Linked DNA regions of Homo sapiens: region 2 is linked to region 1. A link is a contact called in ENCODE Hi-C data. All regions are on one chromosome and are shown on one strand. Each heading gives the region's core, a stretch centred on a gene start or an enhancer-like site at or near the end of the contact. The rest is flanking DNA. Distances are from core to core; before and after follow the strand shown.

Region 1 (2,966 bases), core at 420-2,919:
TGCCCAGGCTGGTCTCGAACTCCTGGGCTCAAGCGATTCTCTTGCCTCGGCCTCTGGAGTAGCTGGGACTACAGGCATAAGCCACCAAGCCTGGCCAATATTTGCAAGACTAAAGAAATATTGACATACAATTTCACAATATGGAACGGAAATATGAGTTCAAGAAGAAAAGAAATGATGTAAAATTTCCTTCTGTTAAAAGCTTGTTCATGTAGTTTTAAAAATTGATGATTTTAGATATTAAATTGGTATTTAGATTCCACTGGCTACATTTAAAAGTTATATAACTTTTATTTTAAAATGTTAATTTATAATAAAACAGAAGTTGCTTCTTTTGTAACTATTTAAGTCAGATGAGAAATTGTGATGGTCAATCCAAAAACGTGGAAGTGAGAATACAGTCATAGTCTTTGGGGACTCCTTTGGGGGTATAAGAGCAAAATCATTTTGAAACCACTGTATTAATATATTCCTAATAGGTTTTGCTTTTTGGGATGACTGACTGCTACCTTTCTGAGATTTGAGGGAGTCACTTAACTGGTCCTAAGGCCAGGCGCGGTGACTCACGCCTGTAATCCCAGCACTTTGGGAAACTGAGGCAGGTGGATCGCTTGAGGTCAGGAATTCGAGACCAGCCTGGCTAACTTGAGGTCAAGCTTTCAAGACCAGCTTGGCCAATATGGTGAAACCCCGTCTCTACTAAAAATACAAAAATTAGACGGGAGTGGTGGTGCACAGCTGTAATTCCAGCTTCTCTGGAGGCTGAGGCATGAGAGTCGCTTGAACCTGGGAAGCAGAGGTTGCAGTGAGCCGAGATCATGCCACTGCACTCCAGCCTGGGCAACATAGTAAGACTCTGTCTCAAAACAAAACAAAAACACAACAACAACAAAACTGGTTCTAAATGCTCCGGGCAAGTACATACTGCTTTTTCTTTTTTCTGTTTTTTTTTCCCTAAGGCAGCCCTATTGAAGAGTCTGTCATCTACAATATTTTACTAATTTAAAAACACTTGTCAAGAAGGGTAAAGTATGTTCATCTTGATTTTACTCTTTGTATCCCGGAATCAGGAACTAACAGTTTTATGATAGTGATATAGACTTTACACACACACCAAGACTTAAAACACGTGGTGCAGGCGGGCTTTTGGAAATTAACTGTGCTCTGGATACAGAAGTCACAAAGCTCAGGCTGCAGAGACATTGAGGGGATAATCAGCCTTTATTGTCTCTCGTGCACTGTGCCCAGCGCTCCCTCTAGCGGCTACAAGCGCTCACTGCCCACACTCTCTACTAGGCTCTCCGGAGGCCTCGGTTTCGCTGGAGAGAAAGAGATTGCGCAGGCGCCGAGCAGCCGACGTGGCCGCAGGGGACCGTGCCTGGGGGGGTCTGCGCGGGGCCGCTGACTCGCGAGGTTCTCTGTCGCCTGCCGCCCTCGCTCCTTTTCTCCCCTTCTAGAGTGTTACGGTGACTCTTGGGTCCGAAGGGGACGGACGTCCTCCCACGTACCATTTAGAAGGTCAGAGTGGGCAGAACCTAGTCTGAGCAGGCCGGTGATGAATCCGCTGGCAAGACGCGCGCGTGGGTACTCACGTGACCTAGGCTGCGGCGGCGGCGTGCTGCGGGCTCTGTGGCGGGAGCGAGGCCGACGGGCGGGGCCGCGCGGCCGCGTGACGCGAAGCGTTCGAGAGCGCGCGTCGTGGAACGTCTTGGTTGCCACGGCAAGCGCGCGCGCGAGGCCTTGGGAACCTCGGGACCGGCCCCCGGCGAGCGCAGCGGCGCCCAGTGTAAGGGAGTGGGAGCTGGTCCGTGCCGCGGCGGCCGCGCAGGGAGCTCTCGAGGCAACGCCGGGGCGCCCGAGGTCTGGAAGGCGCAGGTGGGGCGCGGGGGAGTTCACCCCTGCGCGGTCCCTTGGGTGGGCGGGGTGGGCGCCCCAGGCCCCGCGGACTCGGCTGGGAGGCTGAGCGGGCGACGGTCACGGGACAAGGGTGGAGGGGGTGGGGACCTCATCCGAGTCTCAGAGATGGAATTTTCGAGGAAGGGAGCGATTTCGAGAGAGAATAGTTTGAGAAGTTGTTCTCAGTCCCTTCTCTCGCGGGAGTGTGGTATTTAGGGAAGCTTCGGCCTCTTAACCCATGGACTGTTAGGATGGAGGGAATCCTTCCCGCTCGATTCCTATCGCGGAGTCCTTTCGGAGCATCGCTATTGATCATTCTCGCCGCCCCAACCCCGTTGTTTACTTTGGCTTCGCAGATCTCTGTGGTCTTTTGCCCTCCCGCAGCGCCCATGGCCCCGTCAAGGTTGGGCAGCCTTTCTCTGCAAGAAGGCCCACGAACAACTGCGGTTATATTGGGATGGATTGCGCGTGATTTTACTCTTTACAATACATTCTTTCATGCTTCCTAGGGATTGAGCTGCGCGGCGGATCCCTCCGACTTAATTCTGGGCCTGAGAAAAGTTTCTCTTGGAATGCGCAGTTTCGTGACGCAGCATTATTGCGTGACTCTAGGGCTGACCCAGTTTTTCACTTTCTAATTGTAAGGAAGTGCGCTAGTAGTCCACCGAGGATCCTCGAGGTTGGCCTTATTGTATCATAATTTAACGAATTTGCGTTCCAGGTTGTTACAGCCTTTGAAATAATGGCCTCATATTTAAGAATGTAGCAATTTTTCTTTGAAATTTCCGAAAGTGGGGAAAAAAGTAATAGAAGACTGCACCTATATGGAATTATTTTCTGATTCGCAGTTCTTTATAATCGTAGACTTAATTTGGTGGCTTTATTGGACCTGTTTGAAACAGGAAGCCTTTCTGTAATGTGGTTTCGGGTCGGCTTCACCTCTGGCACTCTCTGAAACGTCGTTGTCTATGGTTTCCCTAAGAAGCTAGAATGAGCGGGATGCTACGGAGGGAGGTGTATACAGGTGTTAGACAAAGCCCCCTCCGCTTTTTTGGTAAAGGGCCAAATAG
Region 2 (2,867 bases), core at 127-2,626, 3.3 Mb before region 1:
CCATGTTATCTATATCAGAGCAAGTAGCAGTCTTAAATGATATAATAAATATCAATATGAGACACATTAAACACTTCATAAATTTTATGATAAAATTAATATTTGTTAAGAAAGAGTAAGTGCCAGGCTCTTTGCAAAGGACTTTACCTGGAGTCTCTCACTGAGTCCTCAAATAACAACCATGAGAAACTTAACAGCAGGATTCCTAATTCCTAAACAGAAGCTGAGATTAGTGAAGGGACTTACTCAAATCATGATGCACACATTTAGTGGTTCTATCTAATAAGTGGTAGTCTCCAGAGCCCTAATTTCTTATTCATTACATTGCAATGTTATTTTTTTACATATCGGAATCAAATTGTTATCGACAGCTTATTTTCAGTTACCTACATATTCACCTATAAAACTCTCTAACTTTGACATATGTTCTTCTTTATGTTACACTGTCATGACCAATTTACCTAGCGACCCACAGAGACAGAAGAGATGGCTGGGTATGTGAGGAGCTGTAAAGTCCAACTTAAGTTTCAGGAGGTACTTGTGAGAGCATGCTGTCAGTTTATCTTCTAAAGAAATACAGCCTGAGCCCACAAATCATAGCGCTTGGCTCAACAAAAACTAGTAGATATGAGTTCATTTCAGCCACGGGCAAAGGTAGTTCTTTCGCGCTGCAAATTATTGCAATTGTTGTCACTTGTCCGTGGAAATGCACCCTTATCCCTACCACTGCTCTCTTGGTCTCCCGACCCCCATTTGCGCTACCTTATCTTGGAATCTGCTCTTTTGCATCTGTTTCATATCCAGTCTTGTGCTCTCCTCCACTCTCCCAGCTCACACAGCCAAACGCCTCCAGGGGTGTTTGGAGGACACTTCTCGAGGCACCACCGTTCACCAATCCCATCCAGAGAGCCTTGAAGGCACCTTTTCAGGTGGAGAGAACACCCAGGAAACCCCTTCGCTTTTCCGGAGGTTGCTGGGGCTCCCCCTTCTCACCGCCCCCGGCGCCCGCAGAGCAGCGGAGCCCGCAGGTCTGGGGTCACTCGCGGTCCCTCTGCTGCCGGGACGAGGGAGACCGCGGTGGGTCCCTGACAGACGCCGCCCCTGGCCCGGCTCAGCCCCGCAGGAACCTGTGACTCCGGCCCCGCCAGCCCCGGTTACCTTGTCGTTGTCCAGCCGCGTCTCCAGGATCTTATGCAGCTTGCGCGACAGCGGGTTGCAGGTCGTCGCCGAGGTCCCGCCTGCCCCATTGTTGAGGCCGTTGGCAGCCCCGGTCGCAGACACTGCGACCACTTCCCCGCTGCCCTCTGCCATAGCGCTGCGCGTCCCGCCCCCTGCTGCCACCTCAGCCAGGCAGGGACCACGGAGGCAGCGCGAGTATTGCGCATGTGCAAATCGGCCGCGCATGCGCATCGGCCCCGGAAGTCTTCGCCGGGTAACCCTGCTTGGGCTCTCAGAAGCGTGAGGGGCGGAGAAGATGTGGGGGGCGGGACAAGACCCTCAGGTAGAAGGAGAAAATTTATAGGATTAGAGAGGACTTTGGAATTATGGATCTGCGACCTTCAGAGCTAATTAGATGACAACCAAATGTAGTATGTAAAATACACCATGACTTGTGCCTGGCATATACATTCAATATAAGTTAACTGAAAGTTTAAATTACATTTGCCTTATCTGAATTCATTTTTTTGAAAATTATTTATTGAAGGCATAGTATGTGCCAGGTACTCTGGTAGGCATTGGAGAATCTACATTGTGTGTCTGAAACAGACAAAGCTGTTAATAGATGTTATTAGGTTGTGATGAGTGCTCAGGGGATGAAGTAGTACAGTGAAAGAAAATGGAGGGAAAGGCCCACTTCACTCAGGGAGGTTTGGAGAGGAGTTGACACTTAAACTGAGATTTGAAGGAGAATCAGAATGTGAGGAGAAATCATTCCCAGGCAGAAGAAAGTGTGTAAGTGTACAGGCCTCAAAACAAGATGAACTTGGCCCTGACACAAATGGACCAGAGCCCATGTAGCTGTAAAGTAATGGATAAAAATGTAACAAGTTGAAAAAACTTCCCGGGAAACTCTGGAAAACAAACATCATTGCTTTTTTTCTTTCTTTTCTCAGTTTTTAAAATTTGGATCAAAATAAAATCGCTGGGCTTCTGTGAATTATTTGTCAGAAACACTATTTGGCTCTTGTCATAAATTTTCCTTGTTTCATATATGTCTATGTACATAGTTATATTGTATATCAGACTTAAGGGAAAATTACCTATTACAGAGGTCACATAAAGAAAGCACTGACAAAACCACTCATCTCTACTCTAATGAAGAAGAGAAGGCCCAACTATCCAAAAGAAAAAAATATACAAAAAGCAGCAATATCTAGGTATGAATTCAACAAAAAATACAGAGAACCTAGATGAAGAAAACTTTAAAATGCTACTGGGAGAACATAAAACTTAAATCAATGAAAAAATATATTGTTCTCTTCAACAGGAAGACTCAATATTGTAAGATGTCTTTTCTCTTTCACAGATAAATTTAAGTTCAGTGTAACCAAAATTAAAATATCAAAGGTTTACCTAAGGTGTATATATCCAAATGAATTTGCATATATACAAAGCAATAATATAATGTAGAGCTTGCAAATATGTACAATTAAAAGGAATGACGATGATAACATGCCAAGTCAGGAGCGGTCATGAAATACCACATATTGTATGACCTCTTTATGTGAAATCTCCCAAATAGGTAAATCAATAGAGATAGAAAGTAGATGAGTGGTTCTGGGAAGAGGAGTGTTGGGAAGAGGGAATGGGGAGTGTCAGTTCATGGTACAGGTTAATTTTTGGGGAGATGAAAATACTCTAAAGCT

Evidence for each region. A loop is a pair of places that touch in the nucleus more often than their neighbours do. Pooled maps may share reads with other maps.
Region 2: a map of CD8-positive, alpha-beta T cell shows a loop between it and region 1 (25-fold over the local background). The contact joins the promoter of COG6 here to the promoter of SPART-AS1 in region 1. A Hi-C loop is called at or near these places in 2 of 168 maps with a recorded cell type or tissue (CD8-positive, alpha-beta T cell and naive thymus-derived CD4-positive, alpha-beta T cell) and 8 of 50 pooled maps.

The regions. Positions count from the first base shown.
Region 1 is chr13:36,345,134-36,348,099 of GRCh38, reverse strand. SPART-AS1 (SPART antisense RNA 1) reads right to left here and starts at 1,669. Exons shown (of 5, transcript NR_045181.1): 1 at 1,593-1,669. SPART (spartin) reads left to right here and starts at 1,706. Exons shown (of 9, transcript NM_015087.5): 1 at 1,706-1,875. RefSeq lists a silencer at 1,808-1,857.
Region 2 is chr13:39,654,171-39,657,037 of GRCh38, reverse strand. It overlaps COG6 (component of oligomeric golgi complex 6), which reads right to left and starts at 1,376. Exons shown (of 19, transcript NM_020751.3): 1 at 1,159-1,376. The coding sequence starts at 1,311. RefSeq lists a silencer at 1,063-1,112.